2 separate regions of the Homo sapiens genome follow, and region 1 is linked to region 2. The links are chromatin loops, found by intact Hi-C in ENCODE. Cell type or tissue: MCF 10A. All regions are shown on one strand. Each heading gives the region's core, and the rest is flanking DNA. Links, peaks and the distances in the headings are about the cores only. Region 1 has its middle 22 kb from the start of MIR5011. Region 2 has its middle 54 kb from the start of TMX3.

Evidence for each region. Peaks named below come from ENCODE experiments on the same cell type or tissue, not always from the same donor. Only the 100,000 strongest peaks of a DNase experiment are listed, where the experiment ranks them.
Region 1: a loop joins it to region 2, with 5 times the contacts of the local background. A loop is called at or near these places in 3 of 110 quality-filtered maps.

Annotation. Positions count from the first base shown.
Region 1 is chr18:67,099,831-67,108,180 of GRCh38, forward strand. No RefSeq gene overlaps it. Among named protein-coding and RNA genes, the nearest start is that of MIR5011, 22 kb to the left of the region's middle. RefSeq lists a silencer at 5,078-5,127. In MCF 10A, for the core only: a CTCF peak has its summit at 5,038 (motif pointing right); a DNase peak (open chromatin) is centred at 5,061.
Region 2 is chr18:68,656,821-68,665,170 of GRCh38, forward strand. No RefSeq gene overlaps it. Among named protein-coding and RNA genes, the nearest start is that of TMX3, 54 kb to the right of the region's middle. In MCF 10A, for the core only: a CTCF peak has its summit at 3,763 (motif pointing left); a DNase peak (open chromatin) is centred at 3,751.

The DNA of each region.
Region 1 (8,350 bases), core at 162-8,161, 1.6 Mb before region 2:
CAGTGTTAAATAGAAACAGAAGTTTGCGCAGCCTGTGTGATATGTGGTAAAGAGAAAATTAGAACCTCAGAGTCTGGTTGAGGCCAGGAACATGCATAGAAGTAACTCACTGAGTGAACCAGAACTGTGAACACAATTCAGATTAATTACACAAAGAGGAACATTTCAAATGAGTAAGATTTGGAGAATTATCATGGAAGAATTTGGGTAATATGGATAAGAGTTGAAAGTCACTGAAGAAATATGATCAATACATTCAGAACAAGGGTATTGAATAGACTATCAACATGCATATAGCGTTTACCTAGAATGACAGACCAACCTAGTAACAAAAGCCAGCACGAAATCCAGCCCTGTGATCACTGGTAATTACTAGTTGTTTACAAAAATAGATACAGAGATCCTTTCATGCATTAAGTACTCTGCTAGATGCTAAGAATCTGGAATAAAAAGGACCAAAAACATAAAAATGGAGAATGTTATTTTCCTAAAGGAGCATAGGATCTAGTAGAGAAAGTAGCTAATTAAATAGGCAATAACCTGGGCCAGACGTGGTGGCTCACGCCTGTAATCCCAGCACTTTGGGAGGCTTAAGTGGGTGGAGCACCTGAGGTCAGAGGTTTGAGACCAGCCTGGCCAACATCATGAAACCCCATCTCTACTAAAAATACAAAAATTAACCAAGGGTGGTGGTGTGCGCCTGTAATCCCAGCTACTAGGGAGGCCGAGGCAGGAAAATCACTTGAACCTGGGAGGTGGAGGTTGCACTGAGCCGAGATTGCCCCACTGCACTCCAGCCTGGGCGACAGAGTGAGACTTTGTCTCAAAAATAAATAAAATATAAATATATACATGCATAAATAAATAGGCAATCACCTGGAATGGGAATGGGAGGAATTCACCCAATGTACAGTTCAGGAAAGACCTCTTTGTGAAATGACGTTTAAGGAGGTATGTAAAGGGTGAGATGATAATTAAGGGTCATAATGTTCTACATGAGTATAATAAAAATCAGATAGACTAGAAAGAGAATTACACTTGGATACCAAGTGTGGTTTAAAAGAGAGTGTGGTCTGTTGCTTCACACAAGGTACTGGAAAGGTATTAGTACTGGGGCATCATGTGCCAAAGCAAACTGCAAAACATGCAGACAGGTAGATGGCTCAAAATATGTAGCGATTTGTTGATCATATTAAGGAGTTTTGCTTTAGTGAGAAACCATTGAAAGCCTTAATACCTGAAATATAAGGAGCATATCATATGTAAAGTGATGCCATAGTCAGGTTTATGTATTTTCAAAGATAACATTAGAAACATTGATTGATTAAAATAATAATTAACAATCTTTGAGAAACATCTTATATAAAATATGTGCCATAATTAATCAGATGACAATATAGCAATTGTTATACATGTAAGTCTGTTGGTTGTCTTCTTTCAATGGAGTGAGATAGGTTGATCTGTTAGGAGCCTGGAAAATCTGTCCACAGCAGAAGTAATTTTGATCCAGGTGAGTGTAGCAGCAATAGGGAAGAAGAAAAGTGGACAGCTTAGAGATATTGGGAAATAAGTTGGGACAGGACTTACATTTAATTCAGTTTTAGACTGGGGTAAAGGGAGCAGTCAAGAACAGTTTCTGAATTTACTTTGTGCAAATGAGTGTGCATAGACTGTCACATACTGAGATAGGGCAAACTTAGAGATACAAGGTTTGAAGAGCAATGCAGATAATTTTGTTTTACACATTAAGCTTGACGATCCTGGGAGATATTCAAACGAGAAGTACAGGGATGTTTAAGGATGTAATAGGCTAAATTTATTGGAAGAAAAGTTGATTATGGAGCCTGGGGAAACACGTAGTGATAGCACCCCCTGAATGCCAGCGCAGGACTGGGATGCAGTTTATCATCAGGCAAATGAGTTGAAGCTACACTCAAAAACCAGAAATAAATGTTCATATTTATTTGAATCAAGAAATGAAATAAAGAGCAATAAATGACAACAGAACTAAGAATATGTTATTACAGATAGGAATAAGGTCAGAAGCTAAGGGAAATAGTAACAGGTGGAGAAATCAAATATAAAACAGAAAGAGGAAACTATTTTAAGATTTACCCATAAACAGAAACAAGGGAGCCATAGGCAATAGCCTGGGCCAGATGTGGTGGCTCACGCCTGTAATCCCAGCACTTTGGGAGGCTTAAGTGGGTGCTTTTGTTCTTACTGATTGTTGGCAGGTGGGTCAGGCGCTAAACAGCCGAATTTATCATACGGGGCTGCGTGTTAAATGGACTAGAAGATCATTTAGGGAATTACAGAAGGAAGCTGTTGTATTATTTCAACCATGCAACCATAAAAATATGGACCATGATGATCACAATGGGCATAAAAATGAATCAATTTTAAAAAAACTTATATATAAGAATTAAGAGATATATTAAACACCAAGCTACTATGAACAATAAAGATGAAAGATACAGTCAGAAAATACATTAAAATTTAGAAACGGGTGCCTTTAGAAAAGCTTGGTATTAATGAGATAGAAAAGGAATCTAGGAGAGAAATATTGTCAGCTTTTTGAACTTGGGCTGGTTTACACCTTTGTAATTAGAGACACAGTTCCTTCGTCTAGAAAAATGGGAGTTGAACTCATTCATTCCAATGAGTCTTGTGAAGCTAAGGTGTGATATAAATAAGGTAAAGTGTATGAGGGCAGAAGCCATATAGACTTGATTCACCTTAATAACCTACATCCCAGAACAGTTTTAGCACACTCTAAGTATTTGATAAGTAAGTATTAAATGAGCGAATAAGTAAATATAGAGACATAAATGTTCAACATTGCAGAAAAACCTTGAGTACAAACAGGAGAAAGGCCATTATATTGTACACCAATAGATGTCAAACTTGCTTGTTAAAAAACACCTTCTTGCATGTTTCAGTGTGTTTCTACATTGTTTGTTTAAAAGGAAATTAGGCCAGAAGAAAAAAAAAAGACAACTGAGGCAGGATAAAGTTATTATTGGTTGAAAAAAATTTTCTCAAAACATGGACGCTCTCATTACTTTATAGTATAGTTTTCTGTAGAGCACTAACAATTGATGTATTTCTGAAACGGAGCACTTCTATTTGTAATTTTTTATTCATCAACACTCCTAGTGAGAAATTCAGAAAAAAAATGCTGACATAAAAATGATGATAAACTTAATTTGCAACTATACACTTCTATTGTCAAAGTAAAAACCAAATCCTCTAGCTAATTGTATTTTATCTGGATATTTTGCATAATTTTAAAAACTGATTTTGGTTTCTCCTTATGATACAGTTTGTCCATTTCATTTTTGCTCTAATTAATATGTATAACAGTTAATTAAAAAGTTATTCAAGAATAGGTGGACTTCCTTTCTGATGTGAGGTCATGTGTCCATCCTGATACATCCAAAAACAATTTTTCAGTAGCTTTATTCCTACATGATATTTTCATTCCTAAAATCTCCCAAGTGTCCTGTAGTATTTATTTTTCTACTGCAATGATTTAACTCAATCTTAGATGCAATTAAAACTTTTACTCTCATGTTATAGACTTAAGTTGACAATGTCAGCACCATAAAACCTTTGTCTTCTAGCCACTATGATGCATCAGTGAAGGCTGCTTCTAAAGGCAGTGGCATGTTTTATGTAGATTTGTGGCATAATTAAAATACTTCTATATAGAGATAATGGAATATTTAGTGTGGATTTTTAATCTATTTATCACTTAGAAAAAAATAAATCTATGCCCCAGGTTTGAAACAAATTTTCCCCTACTCACCACTCCTTTCACATCCGTTGAACTCGAGCTATGTTAAAATGCTTGTGGCACCCAAAACATTCTAACTTGCTTCCTTGCCTTTGCTTATGCTATGACTTTTTCCTTTTTTATTTAAAGCTTTTATATTATTTTATTTTTATTGCAACAAGTTTTTGCTATTTTGCACAAGCTGGTTTCGAACCCTTGGGATCAAGTGATCCTTCCACCTCAACCTTACCAGTAACTGGTATTACAGTTGCCTGCAACTATGCCCCGCCTACCACTCTTTCTTAACCCTTAGACAACTCTTTGCCTCTGTGGTCTGTCAGCTCTAAAAGCATGACTCCACTAATTTTTTTTATTTCCTCTAATATAAGTGACTATACACTCTTTAATATCCTATCCTGTATGTGAGTCTATAATGATACCTGTAATACTTTATTGGTTTCAGTTCTGTTTAACTCTATTTACCTAAAAGTCACAAGAAGGAAGAACTGTGTCTTCTCTATCTTTGTATGGTAGCATATGTCTCAGAGCAGATCACTTGGTAGACAGTAAGTGTTAAGGTAAGGAAGGAAGCAAAGAAGAAAATAAGGAAAACAGGGAGGAAAGGGGAGAGGAAGAAAGGAAGGCATCATATTTTTATTCACTGATCTCCAGAAAGAATCAGAGATTGAAAACTGTATTATTACATGCAAGTTTAGGATACATTTTCAAGCAATATTCTAAGATTTTCATCTCTCAGTATTGAGATTTTAAGCTGTTATGGACAGTGTCAGAATAGGGGATATTTTCATAAGGTGATTTCAATGGCAGAAGATGAAGAAGCCGTTGGTCTGGTTAGTATCACAAAAGAACTAGTAGAACAGAGATTATCAGTAAGAAAATAGAGATCGGAATATAGAGATCAGAAAAAAATAGAGATCATCAGCAAGAAAAACAATTTTTTAAGTGATCTCAATATGTCATTTCTGAATGTGTTAAGTTAAGTCTCTTTCGTTTAGGAAAGTAGTGAATATATTTCAGAACAAAAGTTAAGAACATGGGCTCCAGATTTAACACTGTCCACAGTTAATTAATCTCATTAGCTTATTTGTTCTTTAGTGTGAATGTAGGTAATTTAGTTCTGGTTGTCTGTTCCTAGTTGCGTATATCCCTGGTTGAAATAGCATCCCTTCTTCTTCATCGCACTTCTCAAGTTAGAGAAATGCAGCACTGGGGGAATCATGTCATGGCTCTTAAAGCTCTTGCCAGAAGGTGGCGCAGGGGTTCTCCCTGTCATACCATTCAGCGAAGGTAATTGCATGACAGATACTGACATGTGATTGTATGTGGCAATGGAACACAACCCTCTTGTCAAATAAAAATTTTAAGAGGGTTTATAAAAGAATTCAAATATGTTTTGAGCAGCATTTCCAAAGAATTACTTGTGAATGTGAAATTAATAATATGGAAAGACTGATTATAATTTCTGAAATTATATTCCAGCTGACAAGCTGAAAGATTACGGGATCCATAATCAGAGGAAGGAATAAACATGAGAGCAGAAGTCCTTTAATTGTAACAGAAGATAAGGCAGAATGTCTGGGCTCAAATATACGCAGATGGTAGATTTGTCGGTGGAAAGTTGAATTAGGTCTCATCAATTGACTTTATTTTCTTAGTCAAGAATAAGGCACAGTTATCAACTGCAAATTGGTAGTCAGCATGAGATGTTAGGGAGAAAGATAATAAATAAATAAGAGAGTCATCTTTGTGATAAGAAAGCAAAATTTCCAGAAAAAGAAGGATGAACAGATATTCAGTTTTTCTAAAGTTTTAGCCATAAACATATATACATACACACACATATATACATAGACACACAGAAATATATAATAAATATTCTAATAAATAAATATTTGATATATGTGTGTATATATTTATATACACATATATTATGTATTATATATGTATACATATATACATGTGTATACATATTATGTATTATATATGTATACATATATAAATATAGACACATAGATATCAAATATATATTTATATATTTCTCTGTGTGTGTATGTGTACATATGTGTGTGTACATTTATGTATATATATGTATGTTGGTGGAGAGATGAATTAGGTGCTGCTTATTGACTCTATTTTCATATATATGAGACTCTATTTTCTTATATATATAAAGAAAATATATATAAAAGAAATTTTCCTTTTTTGGTTTTTTTGAGACAGAGTCTCACTCTGTTGTCCAGGCTGAAGTTCAGTGACACGATCTTGGCTCACTGCCACCTCTGCCTCCTGGGTTCAAGTGGTTCTCCTGCCTCAGCCTCCCGAGTACCTGAGATTACAGGTGCTGGCCACACCTGGCTAATTTTTGTAGTTTTAGTAGAGATGGGGTTTCATCATATTTGCCAGGATGGTCTTGAACTCCTGACCTCAGGTGATCCACCCATCTCAGCCTCCCAATGTGCTAGAATTACAGGCTTGAGCCACCACACCCAGACAGAAATTTTTATTTATATATATATAAAATATATGTATAGGAAAATTTATATATATATAAATATATATGAAAATTTATATATGGAAAATTTATCATATATAAGAAAATGCATATAAGAATAGAGTCATATTGTATGTATCTGCATATATGTAAATATATCAAATATATTTTTGATATATAGAAATATATAGTGAGAAATATATCAAATATTTCACAATTCCATATGTGATAAGAAATTAAGTTGGGTTTGAACTTTTATTGGAGTTATATGAGTAGAAATAAGGATGTTATGAATACAGAAGGCAATTGTCGCTTTCACAAAAATTTTCCGACATTTCTATAGCATTTTCTACAAAATACTTTCAAAAAAAACCTTAAAAATAATATGGCCTAAAAAGCTCTTTTGATGTATGTGTTCTGATAGATCATATAGTGTGTGAATTATATATAAAATCTTAAGTGATTGGTCCATTAATTCCATATTAACTTTACACAAGACGAATGAAAACTGCCTCTGGAATAGCTTAAATTGAAATCCTATCTAAATATATTATTGAATCTATGTAATATTAATGAGAGATCTATGTGTGTGAGGTAGAGGTCAAAGAGCTTTATCCACCATATCTCATTTAGAACTCACACCAATACTACAAAATAGGTTTGAGCATTATTTCATTTGTAACGTGAAGAAGCTGAGACCAGGGAAGTTAAATGTCCAAAGTCAAAATTTTCACAGTTTGGTTCCAGAGGCCATTTTTTAATATTCCTTTTCATATGTAACATATCAAAAGACCCCATAATTACAGCATTATATTCAGGATGAATAAACTGTGGAGAATAAAAACCATCAGGCTACTCCAACTGGAACTATAGCTGTACGTATGCTAAGAAAGCAGTTTTACCCTTGATAAGATACTGTGTTCAATCCAAACTTTGATATGGTGGGCCTGAAATAGATTTATGGGTGAACCTTTGCAAAACTGAGTATCTGTTCATCCTCATAAAAACACCACTGTTGATTATAATAGATTTTAAATTCTTGAAACATTGAAAAAAATTAAACACAAATTCCTACTTGGAAACACTTGAGAATGAAAACTATGTTCAGTTGTATTCTCTCTTTTATATATGTATAGGGTTAAAATTATATGTATGCACAATTTACTGTGTATAGTATCCTTTCACCCTTGCCTATGTTTCAAGAATAACTATCAATCATTAAGATAGCTTGATATTCCTTATATATAATATATGCTATCCTTAATAATAACTCAATATGTACTTGCTATTAAATATACGTAAGACTGCCGTGAATCTTCAGAGTACTGGCAAAACCAATTAAGACTTCAAAAAATATAAAATAAATTAGGCTTGCATTTGAAATATTATCTTACCAGTATATTTTCCTCAAACTGCTATAATACACATAAAACTTCTAGGAAAGAAACCTTTTCAAACCGAATGTTGTCGGCTGGTGTCTTTGTTTATTAAATTAGTGAATTAAATTTTGATGATTTTAAGTATTATAAGACAGACTTATAGTTACTAATTAAACTCACTGAACTTTCTGCGTTGTAACTTGACATACCCAAAACCTTCTAACATGAAGAGGGTAGAAATAAGAATAGCATTAATTTCATAAAAGGTGTGTAGGAATGTCTTAGCCAAGTTATAGATACACTAATTCTAACAGGTTTTTTATCTTTTCTTCTAATTGCCTGGCAACGTCTATAGAACTGGAATAGGAATCTATTTCTGGATGCTCATTATAAGTAAATGCAGTCAAGCATCATTGTATCCCACAAATCTGGACTTGAAATGACACCTCTGGAAGCACCATAGACATGATATGTTAAAGTATCTAAAGGTAATCATTAAAACAGAAGACAAAAAACCCTGAGAAGAGTAAGAGAAAGATCTACATCAAATTAATTATATTTTAGTGAAGAATATAACTGACCAGTATTTAAAACGGCTTTTGTTTCCTACTTGCCACGCACACTTGCAGTTATAAAACCAGGCAGAAGTATGTTAGTTGACAGAGATAGATGTGCATAAAT
Region 2 (8,350 bases), core at 337-8,336:
CAGAAGAACTAACACAGGTGAAAGTCACTCCTGGGGGTTTCAGCTGTGCTTATGGACTCCATCACCTCCCATTCATGTTTTCTTCCAAAGTGCCTACCCTGTGAACTTTAGTAAACTTCAAACTCCAACATCAGATGTGAAGACAACAGCCTTAGAAGGACTGCCTAACTAGCTCACACAGTTCCAACAAATCCTTATAACAAATCTGTGTGTGTGTGTGTTAGTCTGCTCTCACACTGCTATGAAGTGATATCCAAGACTGGGTAATTTATAAAGGAAAGAGGTTTGACTCACAGTTCTGCATGGGTGGGGAGGCCTCAGGAAACATACAATCACGACGAAGGTGAAAGAGAAGCAGGCACCCTCTTTACAGGGCGGCAGGACAGAGTAAGTGCAAGCAGGGCTAGACGCTTTTAAAACCGTCAGATCTTGTGAGACTGACTCTCACGAGAATAGCATAGAGAAAACTGGCCCCATGGTTCAATTACCTCCACCTGGTCCTCGCCTTGACACATGGGGATTATGGGGATAACAATTCGAGGTGAGATTTGGATGGGGACACAGAGCCAAACAATATTAGCGTGTGTTTGTATATATGCATTTAGATATGTATCTTCTGGTGTTTTTACCTCTCTGATTGAACCCTGCTGAAACAGAATTTGCTATTGAGAGTGGTTCCAGAGAAAGAGAATATTAAGGATATGTTCTACGCATTGGTTCTGGGATTTCTGGAACCGGTTCTCTGATTTAATTAGATTTAAAAGCACAAATGATCGAGTTTCCAGTGCAATGGAGCATTAGTAACCCATGCATGCAGTGTCAGAACCGTTTAGACAATCACACCAGCGTCTGTAAGAGTAAAGGTTCCAGGTGACCAAGCATTTGCTGTCTTAGGATATTTTGGTGAAAATAATAGGTAAAATTGGATGGATTTATTGCTGCTAGAAGTGGAGAACTTGGGAAAAGAAAATGAGATCCTCTTTTGCTGAAGTTGGGTTACTGAACTGAGAGTGAATGAAATCCTGAAAACTGGCGTGAGAACATGTGGAGAGATTCTGATTAAACTGGGCACCTCGAACACCGAATCCCACCGAGCACCCTTTGTTGGTAGAAGCAGCTTTCTCAACTCTGTGCAGAAGTTTGTCCTCTTTGGCCAAAAACACCTGTAGTTACCTCCTTCCTGGAGGTAGTTGCCAACAGGCCCCAATTTATGAAAATTTACGTGTGACCAGTGAGGAGGTATAAGGCCAACTGAAAGAATGGCATTATTTTGCCCATTCATATTGACTGAAACCCAAGGGTTTGTATCAAAATATAAATAAATCCTAAAACCTAATAAGTGAAGGATAATCCAGTTTTTTAATGGGCAAGGGATCTGAATAGAAACTTATCTAAAGAAGACAGACAAGTGGCCAACATGCACATAAGAAGATACTCAAATTATTAGTCACTAAGGAAATGCATATCAAAACTACAGACGACATGTTATACCCTTTAAGATGATTAAAATAAAAGAGACAAACAATAAGTTTTGGCAAGGATTTGAATAAATTGGAACCTTCATACAGAATAGGTTAAAGTTTGCCTAGGGCTGGTTGGTGAGGGATGAGGAATATAAAGAAAAGGGAGTGACTGCTAATGGGAACAGGGTTCCTTTTGATGTGATGAAATATCCTAAAATTAGGTAGTGGTTACAGTTACATAAGTATGGGAATGTATATAAATAAAACAACAACACTGTGCAATTTAAAAGGTTAAATTTTATGGTATATGAATAAAGCTGTCTTTAAATACAGCTGTCTAAATAAAGGTCTAGGGATATTGGAATGTTAGTGTGGATTTATCAAGTATGACCTGCTCTGGAAAGACCTAGAAGACATATCTTTCCTCACAGCTGTGAGAAATCAACTCAAGGGGGAAGCTCCAGCATTTTTGAAGAGTTCTCTCTTCTGTAAGTCGGAAATCACAAGGAAACTGCTACACTGAAGTGGGCTCTCTACCCAAGAGAAGGAATGGGATTCCAGGATGGCGGAAGCTGTTGGGAGCTGTTGGAACAAAAGAATCCTTTCTTTCCCCTCTGGAGTTTTAATATTTGAGTCTGACAGAAAAACTGACAATAGACCAATTAACAGGAAAAAGGCAAACACATTTATTATGTGCACGGGGGCATCACAGGAAGCTGAGGACTCCATAACAATGGAATTTGGAAGGCTATGTGCCCTTCTTCATCGGGAGAAGGAGTAGAGGATGAAGACATGTTAGAGGGGGAGAAAATAACTTTTAGAGCAGATGAGTGGGCCTGGAAAACAGACAACCATCTGGTACAAAGTCATCTGGACTCTAGGTGTGGTGTCAACTGTAGTCTTCTTTCTGTGATATGCCTCAGTCTCACCCTGTTGATAAGACATCTGGGGAAGGGATTCACAACAATTGACTATGTTCTGGAGGATCTGGCCTTTAGTAGATGGGAATACTTCAGGGAAAGCCCATCCCTGCATTTGCTGTTCCCTAGGAGCTCTCATTTTGAAGTCCAAAGCGGCATATTTAAGGGGATTATTAATATTTCCTGAGCTCCAACAGAGCCAAGTGAGGGCACTTAGTCACTGAAGACAAGGTGAGTTACTGGAATGGCCAATTGTATAACGTCTGATAGTCAAACTAGAACTGAAACTGATGGACAGTCCAGTGAAATTTTACTTGGCCTGATTAAGCGGAAAAGCTGTAGTCTGTTGAACTGAAGTCTGAATTGAATAACCAAAATGAGAGTCATGTCCCTCAATTAATTTACATTTCATACACTCAAAGCCGCTGAAATGGCTGCCCTGTGCCCAAATTCTTACCCCTGAGGCAGGGTGAAGAAAGCCTGAAGCCATCCCATTGAAAAAAAGACACTGCTGCATAGCAAAACAAAAATAATTTACACCTGCAAATCATCCTCTTTATGATCCCACCCAAGGACTCAATCTATTTAACATAATGACAGCTTTGGGTAAGAAAAAATGATCAGATCTTGAGGAATTATAGGATTTATTTCATGGTTCTAAACTGACAATACTTCCTGTGGTCACCGGTCAGAGTAGGAAATTGTGGCTGTCAGATAACTGATGGAGTGTTAGCTGGAGTCTGCCTCACAGTGGGCCACCTTCTGATTATTTTCCTAGCACCAGAATGGTTACAGCATCTGCAAATAACTTGCAGAATTCCCGTGTGTACCTGACCATGGAGTGAAAAGAGAGCAAAACGGAAGCCACTGGAACGGCCCCTGCCTTTGACAATAGTAAACCCAAGGTAGTACACATTCCTGGAGTGCAGAGATTGTTGCCACCATCAAGGACTCGAGAGATGCAGGGGTGGGGATTCCATTCTATTCATCTATTTTGTCTGTGTAGATAGCAAATGGATATTGGAGAATGAAAGCCGATTATTGAAAATTTAATCAGATGGGGACTCCAGTTGCAGCTGTTGTTCCAAATGTGGCTTTGCTAGAGGAAATTCACACATCCCCTTGTATCTGGCATGTGACTATGGACCTGGTGAGTACTTTTTCCCTCTATACCAGGAAAACTTGCAAGCTGAATCCAGCCTGTATCCTATTTTTGAAGAGCTCTTAAGCTAAGAAAGGTTTTTACATTTTTAAAGAGTTAAAACAAACAAACAAACAAACAAAGACTGTATGACAGAATCTGTGGGACCCAAAGACTAAATTATTTAATTGCCTGTCTCTTTATAGAAACAAGTTTGCTGACCCCTTGTGGTGCTTTAGAGAAAATATTTTTGTAGCTGAACAAATTTTGCTGAAATGGGACCAGGACTAAATACAAGCCTCGGAAAATAATTTTTGACTGCCTATGTAAAACTCCAGAAAACTTTACCCCCTGGAGGTATTTGTCTTCATTTCAGAAGGGTGTGGAGACCTGGGCTGGGAGACGCGGGGTTGCAGAGCTGGAGACAGTGGTGTTATCTTGCCCCTGGTGAGATGGATTTATATCCTAAAGGGTTGGAGATAAGACTCAGGGTCCTCCTGAAGAAGCAAAAGTTCTCTCCCTTCTTTGAGGAAGAAAGCTGGACAGCATGCACAGAAGCACCTGGACTCTTCCCAGGATTTTCGCCTGAAATACAAATACCTTATGCACAGGATGGCTTCAGGCTTCCATCACGCTGCCCCAGGGATAGGAATTTGGGCACAGGGCAACCATGAAATTGTTTCCTGGAAAGTAAATAATGATTAATCCACTCTAGTCCAGAGACCTTATGGATGCATTCAGTATAAAATTAATAATATGACTATTAAAAACCTAAGATTTCTGCTTTATACTTCTTAGTGAAGATCATAAGCAAGTATTTGCTTTAAGCTGAAAAAGTTGGCAATATGTCCTTCGGGGATATATCAGTTCTCAGTTCCATACCAGAATCAAGCCCTAGGGAACTTCACCGTCCTTCAGTGATTTATCGGTTCTTCAGTCCCATACTGTCCCTCATTGTCCTTTAGGGATTTATCAATTCTTCAGTCCCATACTATTCTTCACTGTCCTTCAGTGATTTATCAATTCTTCAGTCCCATACTGTCCCTCACTGTCCTTCAGGGATTTATCAATTCTTCAGTCCCATACCAGAATCTAGCCCAAGGGAACTTCAGTGTTCTTCAGAGATTTATCAGTTCTTCAGTCCCATACTATTCTTCACTGTCCTTCAGTGATTTATCAATTCTTCAGTCCCATACTGTCTCTCACTGTCCTTCAGGGATTTATCAATTCTTCAGTCCCATACCAGAATCTAGCCCAGGGGAAATTTTATGGTTTTTTTCTTCCTTCTCTGAGTGTCACAGTGGTGTATTGCACTGATATTAAGCTGATCGTATCAGTTTGCTAGGGGTGCCATAACAGAGTAGCACAGACTGGCTGAAACAACAGACATTTTGTTTTCTCACAATTCTGGAGGTTAGAATTCCAAGATCAAGGTGTGTGTTGGCAGGGTTGGTTTCTTCTGCGATCTCTCTCCATGGCTTCTAGATACTACTTTCTTCCAGTGTCTTCAAAATGGTATTCCCTCTGGAACAAATTTCTTCTTCCAGCAGGACACTAGTCACATTGGATTAGGGCCTATGCTAATGACTTCATTTTAACTTAATTACTTCTTTCAAGGTTCTATCTCCAAATATAGTCATGTTCTGAAGTACTGGGAATTAGGACTCCAACACACGAATTTGATGGTTGCGGGGGGGGGGGTGGTGGTCATAATTCGGCCCATAACACAGACTAAACCTGCTGAGCAGGAAGTTGCAACTACCCTAGACACATTGGTGAGACACTGCATGTCAGAGGACAGAAAATGAAAATAAGTCCTCCAAAAATTTAGAGGTCTTTCATTTTGGTGAAGTCACTGATGGTCCAATAGTCTGGGACATATCAAGATACTACTTCTAAGGTGAAGGTCAGGTTGTGGAATCTGTTCCCAATCACTAAGAAAGATGTATCAATGTCTAATAAATTTCATCAGATGCTGGAGACAACATGTACCTCATCTGGGCCCATGACTTCAACTCATTTGCTAAGTGACCTAAACACTTGCCAGTTTTGAGTGGGGTCCAGAACAAGGAAAGGCTCTACAGTAGTGCGGGCTCTACATGGACAGTGAGACCCAGCACATGTGATGTGTTTATCTAGGTGGCAGACTGAGATGCTGGTTGGTGCTTTGGGCAAGTTGATAAGAGAATCACAGTGCAAACACTCAAGATTCTGGAGCAAGACCATATTGTCTTCTGTAGGTGTCTATTTATTTACCTTTGGAGAAACAGCTGTTGGCCTTAGCAGCTGACTGCTTGAACTTGGACCACTAACTTGCCATGTGAGCTGAGTTTTTCATCATGACAAGGTGTTGGCTGATCCAATGAGCCATAAATTTGGACATGTACAGCAGCAGCCTTCCATTGTTAAATGAAGTAATATGTATGGGATTTGGCTTGATTAGGTCTTCAGGGAACTAGTAAATTGCATGAGAAAGTACCCTAGATGCCTCTGACCTGTACTTCTGATACATTACCTTCTCCCTTTCAGTACGGCCTCATGAGGAGGTCTCTATGATGAGTCGTCTTGGGAAGAAAAAATGTGGTCATTTCTGCCTGTGGAATTCATTTCACTTTAACAGCATGCAATTCATTCGTCTCACCATTAGTCTTCCCCATCCTCCTGAAGCAGCTAGCTTGATTGAAGAGTAGAATGGCATTTGGAAGACTCCAGTACAGTCCCAGCCTAGGCTGGGCCCTATCTACCCAGATGGTAACTGTCTGCAGGGCTTGGACAAAATATGTATCGGGATCTAATATAAAGCACTATTTCTCCCATAATAAGGATTCATGGGTCTGAGAATCGAGGGGTGAAATGAGAGGAACCTCCTTTCATTATTATTCCTAGTAACCCACAAACAAAATTCTTCCTTCTAGTCTCTGCCCCTTTAGGCTCTGCTGGTCTAGATATCTTATTCCAAAGGGAGAAACCCTTCTATCAGGCACCACCTGGCCACTTTGAGTTCCTCACGCCACTAAATCAACAAGCAAAGAAGGGGTTGCTGCACCTGCCGGGGCATTTAATCCAGATTACCAAGGAGAAATCAAGTGGCTTCTATATATCAGGGGTGAGGAGAGGTTGTCTAGAATACAGCATGCCCTCTGAGTTGCCCCTCAGCTCTCAGATTTTCTGTGATTAAGGTCAATGGAAAATTATAACAACCTGATTCAAACAGAACCTTTCCAAAAAGAAAATTTACATCACCTCATTAGGCAAGGAACAATGACCAGCTGGGAATTGCTGAGGGCAAAGAGAATATGACATGGGAAGTGGAAGGAGGTGGTTATAAATACAGTTACGATCATATGACCAGTAGTAGAAACAAGGATTGTAATAGTCATGAGTATTTCTACTTTAGTTTTGAAATGAATATATATTTATATATGCACATACACACGTGTTATGCATAGTATAAATATTTTTGTTTTTTTAACCTCTCTTATCCCCTTAGTATCTACCGTAAGCTGTGTTAGCAGAACTTAACATAGCATTATGTTAAACAGAAGCTTGCCTTAGATACCATCTTTATTTGGTGATCAAGTGTGGTTCAGGATTATAGCACCAGGTGTATGGCTGCTGGTGGCCGCAGGTAGCCTCTTGCGGCTTTCTAATGTGTCAGCTTGGCTATGCAGAATACCTTCAAATTCCTGCCCTGCGTTATTCCTCTGAAGATGAACCACAAAGGGATCTCATGTGAGAGTGAGGGCAGAATTCAAGATGCAGACATTTGCAGCTCACACACACGGCTGACCTCGACATCTCCTCACTGGGAGGCATGGCTGGGCCTGAAGATGCTCCACCTTTATCTAGGTCCTCTTGCTGCTTCTCAGTCAGATTTTGGGTTTAGCACCATCAGGAAGCCTTTGGAAGGGCTCTCAAAGCACCAAGATCAGTGGCAACAAGAACTGAGATGGGTTTCAAGCTCAGGCAGCAGATGCAAAGCTCAGGCAACAGATGCAAAGACCATAGCCTTACAGAGATGTTCAACCTGCTCCCACCCACTGTGTAAATTCAAAGTCTCGTAGTAAATGTGTGTCGGTGCGGTGGGGGGATGGGGAGATTGAGAGGGTACACATCTAGTGTTACTGCTTCAAAGATACATTATACTTTTTAATTTAGCTGTCTCTGGACATATAACATTTTCGTGTTTTTTTTTTTAATTTTCATGGAAACATAGCGGAAATGTTTACTTTGTCATAATTAATATATGAAAAATATGATTTTTTAATTTGTATGTGTGTATAGTCATTCATAAGTAACTGCTGATGAACACAGCAGCCTCTATTTGAATGTTTTTTAAGGGCAGAATTATTTGGGTATTTGTGACGTTCTTTTGTTTATTTTTTGAAAATTCTATCTTATCTATCTATCCATTCATTGATTTACTCAGTGATTCTTTCATTCAAACTCTTATTGAGCTTTGAGCTGAGGCAACACAATTTCAACTCTTAAAAATGTTATCAGACTGAGAGTGGTGGTTTATGCCTATAATCCCAGCACACTGGGAGACCAAGGGCATATTTGCTTGAGGCCAAGAGTTTGCGACCAGCCTAGGCAACATAGCAAAACCCTGTCTCTACAAAGAAAAAAATGTCATTAGATTTGCAATAGATAGATAAATTGATTTAATTCATTCATAGTGTAATTCTGTACATTAAGCATCAAACCTAAGTTTATACAGTGTCTTGTGTGGCCAGGATGGAGGATGAAATTAACACCTCAAGAAAAGTCAGTATATGCTTCAAAGACCTGTTGATCCGGATTGTGTAAGAATTAGTGATACTCTG